Linked DNA regions of Homo sapiens: region 1 is linked to region 2. A link is an interaction called in ENCODE POLR2A ChIA-PET data of the cell type or tissue named here. Cell type or tissue: A673. All regions are shown on one strand. Region 1 overlaps HEATR3 (HEAT repeat containing 3). Region 2 overlaps TENT4B (terminal nucleotidyltransferase 4B).

Region 1 (5,000 bases), 110 kb before region 2:
GCATGAACCTGGGAGGCGGAGCTTGCAGTGAGCCAAGATCGCACCACTGCACTCCAGCCTGGGCAACAGAGCGAGACTCTGTCTCAAAAAAAAAAAAAAAAAAATATCGTTCAAAGTTGTTGAGAGTAAAGACATTGAATCACCTCTTTGTGTGCAATTCATAAATCTATAAATTCATAATTTTATAGGGCTATACCTAGAGCTTTAATCATATATACACTTTGCAGTCAATATGGTAACTTTTTGAAGTTTAATAGCAACAAATTGGCTGGACGGAGTGGTGCACACCTGTAATCCCAGCACTTTGGGATGCTGAGGCGGGTGGATTGCTTGAGCTCAAGAGTTTGAGACCAGCCTGTACATATGATGAGACCCTGTCTCTACAAATACAAGAAAAATTAGCTGGACGTGGTGGCACGTGCCTGTGGTCCCAGCTACTCGGGAGGCTGAGGCAGGAGCTGATTGCTTGAGCCCGGGAGGTCCAGGCTATTAACAACTTCACTCTGATTTTTGAGTGCCTGTTAGGTACCACGTTTTATGAGACAGCCCTTGTTACTTCATTGTCCTGCTGAGGAAGCTGAGATTTAGGAACCTTAGCTGAGAGGTTAAGGAACCTCTTCCAGGTCATTCTTTTTTTTTTCTTTTTTCTTTTTTTTTTTTTTTTCCTGAGACGAGTCTGGCTCTGTCGCCCAGGCTGGAGTGCAGTGGCGCGATCTCGGCTCACTGCAAGCTCCGCCTCCCGGGTTCATGCCATTCTCCTGCCTCAGCCTCCTTAGTAGCTGGGACTACAGGCGCCCGCCACCACGCCTGGCTAATTTTTTTTTTTGCATTTTTAGTAGAGACGGGGTTTCACCGTGTTAGCCAGGGATGGTCTTGATCTCCTGACCTCATGATCGGCCCACCTTGGCCTCCCAAAGTGCTGGGATTACAGGCGTGAGCCACCGCGCCCGGCCCAAGGTCATTCTTTTAGCTTGTATTTATTGAATGCTTTATGTCATACACTGTTCTAGATGGTAGGGATGCAGGCGTGAACAAGATAGGCCAGGTCAATATGTTCGTGGAGTTTGCATTCTAGTATAAATAAATGTTTTATGTGATATTAGCTATGAAGAAAAAAGTAAAAGCAGAATGATATGAGGCGTTACACTAGGCCAGTTAGTGTGGAAAGGCCTCTGTGAGGAGGTAACATTTGAGCCAAGACTAAAATGAAGGCAGGAGGAGTCACATAATTATGTCAAAGGCAGCTCTCTATCCTAGGGCTGAGTGTGTAAAGCTCTCCTATTATTCTGTGATCATTACGGGAAATCCCCTATTTTGGTACATAATACATATCTGAAAATGAAAGAGCCAAAAAATACAATCAGCCGGGATTAGAATTTGAACAGAAGCTGCCTCTCTTCTACCCGGGTAACCTAAAAGTGGGGGATCGGAATGGTATAAGTCCCAGGAACTGTGGGGCAGGAAGTGAGTGTATCTATTGCTACGTAACAAGTTATTCCAAAACTCTGTGACTTAACAACAACAACAATCATTTATTATTTCTCGAAGTTTCCTTTGGTCAAGAATTTAGACAGGGCACAGTGGAGATGGCTTTTTCCTATTCCACAATGTCTAGGCCAGTGGTTCTCAACCATGGCCACTTATCCCCTCCCACCTCCCACCTGGGGACATTTGGCAACGTCTGGAGGTATTTTTGGTTTTACAACTTGGAAATTGCAACTGGTGTCTAGAGGGTTGAGGCCAGGAATGTTCCTTCACATCCTACGGTGCCCAGGAGACCCCTGCGCACACATAAAATGAAGAATTATCTGGTCCAAAATGTCAGTAGTGCAGAGGCTGAGAAATACTAGTCTAGGGCCTCTGCTGGAAGACTCGCAGAGTATGGGCTGGAATCATCCGAAGTCTTGTTCACTCACGTGTCTGGCAGTTGGTGCAGGGGTTGTCAGGAAGAACACCCACAGTGACCTCTTCATGTGACGCAGGCTTCCTCATAACAGGATGGCTGGGTTCCCAGGGCGGAAGTCGAGAGAAAAAAGAGCATGCACACATGCGTCAGGGCTGGAAGTCATACTGCCTTTTGTGACCTAGCCCGTCACTTTGTATTCTGTTGGTTGAAGAAGTCACAAAGTCCCACCCTGATTTAAGGAAAGGAGAAGTAGATTTCACATCTTTATGGGAAGTGGCAAGGTTCTTGAAGATCACACAGGACTTGAAATATTGCCATGGCCATTTTTAGAAAATACAGTCTACCACACCAAGCAAATCTCTTCCCATCAAAGAGGTTAAGGAGCCAACTCCCCTGGGTGACCCTCACTGTCCCTTGCACGTGCCTGTGCCAGCATAATGGCTTACTGCTGGTGTTCTGTTTGTCCCGTGTGGGAAGAAGGGACAATAAGAAAAGTGTGCGAATAAGGAGTAGGAGTGGGAAGGGGATGCTGGGTCAGTTAAAGTGATGGTGCCATCATGTCCTGGCTCTGCACAAGCAACAGTGTGTGGCTAAGCAGTGGGCTTGGGTTGGCAAGGAAGCATTCTGACTCCACCAAAGGTAGTTCTACCCAGCACCCTGATGGAGATCTATGAATGACAGAATTCAGTCTGCAAAAGCTAGCTTAGGTTTATTATGTGCTGAAGTGTGAGTCAAATGAAAACCCAGTGTCTGGAAGTCAAGGACTGTCTGTAGAACACCTCCTTGCTGTGATTATTTTAACCACGATCATCTTTCAGACTTAGGTATAGAGTGTACAGGGGGCTGTTAACTAAATATTTTGGCTTAAATATCGAGGGTTTTTTTTTGTTTGTTTGTTTTATTAAGAATAGCATTTATTAACATTTAGCATGCTTTGTTTTGTTTGTTGCTTCTACAAAATAGCCTATCTTGGAGAAATGCAAATTTTATATTTCATTTTTGTGTTTTAGATTTTGCTAAACATGTTGACTTTCTAGAAGCCATAAGTAGTGCTTTGAGGGCCCTTTTGCAAACAATGGCCTCCAAGAACATTTCCCAGGTAAGAGTTTTAAAATTTTTTGTATGAAACTTGTAAAGATTGTGTATTATGGAGGCAAAATTCATTACTTCACTATTTTAAAAAATACATATTTCTGTTACAAGAATAATATGTGATCTTTGTAAAAAATAAAACAAAAGTGATTAAAATAAAAAGTAATATCTTTCTGCTCCCTACCATCAGCAACACACAGGTGCTTTTAATTTAATTTTTTAAATTTTTTAATATATAGGCTTACTAGCAAAACAAGTGCTTTTTAATCAATACAACTTAATTGATAGATATGTTGTAAATAATTTCTCTATCATTGGTCTTTTTTTTAAATCTTTTTTTTTTTTGAGACAGAGTCTTCCTCTGTCGCCCAGGCTGGAGTGCAGTGGCATGATCTCAGCTCACTGCAACCTCTGCCTCCTGGGTTCAAGTGATTCTCGTGCCTCAGCCACCCAAGTAAATGGGATTACAGGCATGCGTCACCACAAAATTTTTGTATTTTTAGTAGAGACGGGGTTTTGCCGTGTGGCCAGGCTGGTCTTAAATGCCTGACCTCAAGTGATCCACCCACCTTGGCCTCCTAAAGTGCTGGGATGACAGGCGTGAACCACCGTACCCAGCTTTTTTTTTTTTTTTTTTTTTAACATTTCATTACAGACTTTGCAAGCATGCCCTCCTGACCCTTCACAGCAATCCATGTGCACTTCATCTCCCATAGGTGCCTTACCACTTTTGCTACTTTTTACTAAGGAGACTTTTAAACATTCCTAAAAGCAGAGATAATAATGTTGCTTTGTTTTTTGAGACGGGGTCTTACTGTGTTGCCCAGGCTAGTCTCCTGGATTCAATCCTCCCACCTCAGCCTCCCAAGTAGCTGGGATTACAGGTGTGCGCTACCATGTCCAAAGCAGAGATAACCCTATGAGCCTGCATGCACCGTCGCCAAGCCTCAGCAGGTTATTAGCGTCCTGTCATTCTTGTGACATGGTTTCATTCATCTCACTGGGTCCTTATTTTTGTTTCCTGGAGTATTTTAAAGCAAATCATATTAGACCCATCAATATTTTATTATGTAGTTCAGTATGCATGTCTGACAGAAAAATAAATTTTTAAAAATCTTAACCCCAGTACCATTACCCCAAGGCTCCAAATTAACGGATATTTCTTATTATCCTTTGGTTTGCACTCTGAGTTCAGTTTTCCCAGCTGCAGTCTAAGTTCAGTTTTCCCAGATTGCCTTAAAAATGTATTTTAACATGGCCAGGCACGGTGGCTCACACCTGTAATCCCAGCACTTTGGGAGGCTGAGGCGGGCAGATCACCTGAGGTCAGGAAGTCAAGACCAGCCTGGCCAACATGGTGAAACCCCGTCTCTACTAAAAATACAAAAGTTAGCTGGGCATGGTGGCGCACTCCTATAATCCCAGCTACTTGGGAGGCTGTGGCAGGAGAATCACTTGAACCTGGGAGGCGGAAGTTGCAGTGAGCCAAGATCATGCCACTGCACTCCAGCCTAGGCGATAGAGCAAGACTCCGTCTCAAAAAAAAAAAAAAAAAAAAACAGAAAAAGAAAAAAACGTCTTTTAACAGTTGGCTTGTTCAAATCAGGATCTAAGCAAGGTTCATGTGTTGCTTTTGGTTGATATTTTGGTCTCTTATTATCTCTAAAAAAAATTTTACTGAGATTTGATTCACATACCATGCAGTTTATCCATTTAAAGTATACAGTTCAGGCCAGCTGCAGTGGCTCACGCCTGTAATCCCAGCACTTTGGGAGGCCAAGGCCAGTGGACCACGTAAGGTCTGGAGTTCAAGATCAGCCTGGCCAACGTGGCGAAACCCTATCTCTACAAAAAATACAAAAATCAGCCGGGCATGGTGGCAGGCACCTGTAATCCCAGCTACTTGGAAGGCTGAGGCAGGGAGAATTGCTTGAACTGGGAGGTGGAGGTTGCAGTGAGCTGAGATTGCACCACTGCACTCCAGCCTGGGCGACAGAGGGAG
Region 2 (5,000 bases):
GTTGTTGCACATCCTCACCAGCATTTGGTGTTGTCAGTGTTCTGGATTTTGAATATTCTATTAGGTATATAATGCTGTCTCACTTGTTTTAATCAATGATATATGACATTGAGCATCTTTTTAATATGTTTACTTCTCATCTATGTATCTTCTTTAGTGAGGCCTTTGTTTAGGTCTTCTGCCCATTTTAAAAAATGGGTTCATTTTCTTATTGTTGAATATCATGAGTTCTTTGTCTATTTTGAATACCTGCCTTTTGCTTTATTTTTGTGTTTTTTATTTTTTTTTTTTATTGAGACAAGTTCTCACTCTGTTGCCCAGGCTAGAGTGCAGTGGCATGAACATGGCTCACTGCAGCCTCAACTTCTCCCAGCCTCAAGCAATCCTCTTGCCTCAGCCTTCCGAGTAGCTGGGACTATAGGCACACACCACCATGCCCTGCTAATTTAAAAGAGTTTTTTTTTGTAGAGGTGGGATCTCGCCATGTTACCCAGGTGGTCTTGAACTCCTGGCCTCAGGCAATCTTCCAGCCCTCAGCCTCCCAAAGTGCTGATTATAGGCCTGAGCCACTTAGCCTAGCTCAGAATTTATTTTTTATTTGTTAATTTTGAAAAAATATAGGACCTCATAAAAGTCAGTCTACATTTGTACACATTATGTTTTTGGTGAATATGTAAATGGATTCTTTGTGAATCAATTTGGTTTTGTTTTTTTGCTTTTAAAAATACCAGCCCTGGGCTGGATGCGGTGGCTCACGCCTGTAATCCTAGCACTTTGGGAGGCTGAGGCAGGTGGATCTCCTGAGGTCAGGAGTTTGAGACCAGCCTGGCCAACATGGTGAAACGCTGTCTCTACTAAAAATACAAAAATTAGCTGGGCGTGGTGGCGCATGTCAGTAATCCCAGCTACTTAGGAGGCTGAGGCATGAGAATCGATTGAACCTGGGAGGCAGAGGTTGCAGTGAGCCGAGATCGCGCCACTGCACTCCAACCTTGGCGATAGAGCAAGACTCTGTCTCAAGAAAAAAAAAAATGCCAGCAGTGGCTGGCTGAGGTGGCTCACACCTATAATCCCAGCACTTTGGGAAGCCAAGGCAGGTAGATCTCTTGTGGTCAGGAGTTCAAGACCAGCCTGGCGAACATGGCGAAACCCCATCTCTACCAAAAATACAAAAATTAGCTGGATGTGGTAGTGCGCACCTGTAATTTCAGCTGCTGGGGAGGCTGAGACATGAGAATCACTTGGACCCTGGAGGCAGAGGTTGGAGTGAGCCACTGTATTCCAGCCTGGGTGAAAGAGGGATACTCTATTTAAAAAAAAAAAAAAAAAAAGCGGGCTGGATACAGTGGTGCACACCTGTAACCCTAGCACTTTGGGAGGCTGAGGTGCTCAGATTGCTTGAGCTCAGGAGTTTGAGACCAGCCTAGACAACATAGTGAGACATCGTCCCTAAAGAAAAAAAAAAAATACCAGCACTTAGCCAAAAGATTTCAACAGTGCAGAAAAAGAAAGTTGTGATATCTTTTCTCCAAATTAGTCTTGTTTTCAGTTTCATTATCCAAGTAACCACTACTAATAGTTAAAACATTTGAAATACGTGTGGGAGCTTGTCCTATTTAATATAAATTATTTATTGAGCAAATAATCACCACTAGTATGTTTTGGATACTGGAATTTTCATATGTAGGAGTCCTTGAATGTAAGGTGCCCCTTTGGTAGTTCTGTGCTTCTTTTACCTGTACTGTAACATAGGGAAAGATGTTACAAATGGTTGTATTTTTAACAGAGCAGTATCTATTCTTAAACACCAGCCCTTCCACTAAAGGTAAACAACAAATGAATACATAAATGAAGTTTTGGTATTGGGATTATGTGGGTTAAACACATCCATATTTCATTATTAATATTTAAGAATATAACAAACTTTTTATTGGCATTTGGACCTTGTAGCTAAGGAAAGATTAAACTTTGTTTATTTGTGCTTTGTTTTTTTTCTTCACTCAGATATTTGAGGATTTCCCATTTGAGGAATACATTTATTAATCAAGCTTTAGTTTCAAGATCCTTGATCTTAGGGAATACCATCAACCGTTCTTCTTTAAGCTTCCTAACTTTGCCCAAATTTGGTTAGAACTACTCAAGAGTAGTTTGGGTAATTCAGAAATTTTATTGGAAGGGGAAAGAATTTTTGACCCAAATTAGATAAAGCAACTCTTGGGTAATGATTTCTTTTCTTGTTCTCTCTTTATAATCAATTGAAAGTAGTAGTAAGGCTGGGTGGCAAAAGAAAGAGGCCTGGGGAGAATCGCGTGGTTTTCATTATCTCTTTTCATAGCAGCAAAGTGGGAAGGGACCAAGAGGAAATCAACTGAAAAACCATCCTTCTGAAACATTGGCCTAAAAAACTGTAGTCCAGAAATTGAGTGCAACTGGCAGTGGCATTTAAAAGGAATGCTCTAATTTCTAGGAAAGCAGGCACGAGTACCTCTTAAAAGAAGAAAAAAATGAAAACTGTAATTTAGGACACATAGACGAGTATCCATTCCCTGTACTTTTACTCTCATGTCCTAACCAAGGAAGGGTTGCCATAGCAAATATGGCATTCCTTAGCCATGATTCACTGTTGTAAATGCCTGCAGCATTCATAAAAGTAAGATATATGGGCTCTTCTTTTTCCTTTTAAATCTTTATTTCTGTATTTAAATCTGTATGTCATCATCTGTATTTTCTCTCTTGTTTTTTTTAAATCTTGGGAGATGGTACAAATTATTTAGGGGAGGGAATGAGTTTCTTGTCCACAAATAGAGGAGAGAGAGGGCTTTTTGTCTTTCTGCTTTGGAACTGGAGAGCTTCCTATTTAGGCATGGCCTTTTTCAAGTGACCTTGTATTGTTATCAGTACTGTAGAAGGTAGGCACGTTGTGTAAACTTTAAAATTGAAAGCCATTAGGCATTCCACTTGTAAACCTTGGCTTTTTAAAGAAAATTACATGTTCATTGTGAATATTTTCTTATCGACCTATCTCTGTGCACATGCAGACTTCCTTTGCCTACATTCTGAAAGGTGTAATTGCCTTCTTTAAGGACAGCGGACATCTATAGTTCTTGGGTCAAATTGTCCTCCTTCTGGTTTTGTCAGTTCTCAGCCACACTGTGTGAGCATCCATTTTCTTGGATTCTGGTTCGGAGCTCATTTTAAGGAACATCATGTCCCTTTTGAGACTCTGTGGACATTGGGGTGGGTAGATGTCCCCCTGTGAACAGAAGGTCCCTCCCTAAGGAGGTGCTTCTCTGTGTTGAGTCCTGCATCTGGGCACACAGAGCCCGAAGCAGGAAGAGTTGAGTCTGAATAGGGAGGCCTGTAAGCCTGACTGCTCTGCCACGGGTAGGCCTGGTCTGCCATGCTCCAGGAGCCCCCAGGAGGCTCTGAAGTCATTCTGCCTCTGGGAATTTTACAGAGGAGCTAATATTTGAGCTGAGTGAGAAGGTGATTCTTGAAAAAGCAAGGCGTGCCCTGGTCCAGTTCTGTGGGGCTGTCGTAGAAGAGGGCTCGGAAGCTCTTGGGAGTGAGGCTAGAAAGGTAGGCAGTGTTACCATAAGGAGGTTGGAAGTGACACAGATAGGCTAAGGAAGGGGACTTCAGTAATCATGCAGCAATGGCCTGGAAAAGGGAGAGGCTCATAGTAGGGAGACCAGTTTGGAGGCTGCCATAGTGTTCTACTGAGAGAGAAAAAGACTTGAACTCAGAGCACGGTCAGGGAAGGTGGAGGGGCAGGGTCTGATTTGGAAGTGTTTTGTTTTTTGGTTTTGGGAACAAGGATTTGGAAACCTCTTGGCTCCGTAGATGAAGAAAGGTGAACCAAGGAAGACTGAAGTTTCCACTCAAGGAAACAGTAACTCAGGGAAGAAAACACAGGAGTAGGAATAGGTTTAAGAGAATGACAAGCAGTTGTGTTTTGGACTTGTTTAGTTCGAGGTGACATCTTTGTAGGGATGTCTAGCTGGTAGCTGCAAGTATAGGAGGAGGCTGGATGTGTGCATGAGTTTCTTGGTAAAGATCCATCTGCAGTCTCCTGAAGATGTCACCCAGATTGCCCTGCCATCACCCCAGGGCCTTGAGTCACTCGCTTCTCTTGGTGTCTAGGCAGGCTTGAAGAAAATCAAACAGTACAAAATCATGCAAATTCAGACCTCTATTCCACCCCAGAGGAAAGTCCTGCTAGCAGTTTTTGTGTATTCTTCCAGAAATTTGCCTTGCAACGCGTTTGAGTATATAAATAATCCCAGAAAGGATGGGCCAGACACTAGCAGAAACTCACCACACACACTGCACTGGGCATGCAGAAACTTTGCAAAATGTACTGGTGTGTGCTGTCACTGCATTCCTGGGTTTGGAGGTCTTCTGTGTCCCCAGCTGTCAGTATTGCCCACAGGCTGACCACTGAGCTCCTTCCACAGCCGGCCCATATCACCCTCTTTCGAAGTGTGTCTGCAAGGCTAGATTATTAGAGTAATTTAAGTGTTTCTGCTTTGTGTTTTCTTTAATGAATTTTTTTATGATGAAGTTCTTGTTTTAAAAATATACAGTGGTAATTAACATGTATGCATTTTTCTTAAAATGACCCCCCCAGTCCCTCTTCGGATGTGATCACTGTTAACAGTATCGTATATAGACCCTGTTCTGTGTGGGGCGGGCAGAGGGCTGGTTAGTGGGTGGAACATGCATACTCACAACCATATTTTTCACATGGGAAAATATAAAGGTGACAACAAATCTCCTGGACTATAATCTCATCAAGCAGACAATAATCTCTGTTTCAAAAGTGGACAAATACATGCTGATTTTTTAAAAAAAATTATAATAGTACAGAAAGATACAAAAATAAGTTAAAGTCTTCCTAACTCTCCTGCCTGTGCCCTCCACTGGGCAAAAGTCCCTGTCCCTAAGGTAATATCTGTTAACAGTTCTCCTTCCAGAAAACTTGCAATGCAAATAGGAAC

The links. ChIA-PET counts read pairs that join two places held together with the same protein. Peaks named below come from ENCODE experiments on the same cell type or tissue, not always from the same donor. Only the 100,000 strongest peaks of a DNase experiment are listed, where the experiment ranks them.
Region 1: POLR2A ChIA-PET joins it to region 2 with 7 read pairs; 7 of 35 experiments call an interaction of 5 or more read pairs at or near these places.

Annotation. Positions count from the first base shown.
Region 1 is chr16:50,091,789-50,096,788 of GRCh38, forward strand. It overlaps HEATR3 (HEAT repeat containing 3), which reads left to right. Exons shown (of 15, transcript NM_182922.4): 12 at 2,917-3,005. Among named protein-coding and RNA genes, the nearest start is that of HEATR3-AS1, 28 kb to the left of the region's middle. In A673, no CTCF peak of the experiment used is centred here; a DNase peak (open chromatin) is centred at 1,973; H3K27ac peaks cover 681 bases.
Region 2 is chr16:50,200,519-50,205,518 of GRCh38, forward strand. All of the region lies in intron 1 of TENT4B (terminal nucleotidyltransferase 4B), which reads left to right. Among named protein-coding and RNA genes, the nearest start is that of TENT4B, 50 kb to the left of the region's middle. In A673, no CTCF peak of the experiment used is centred here; a DNase peak (open chromatin) is centred at 2,603; H3K4me3 peaks cover 612 bases; H3K27ac peaks cover 2,965 bases.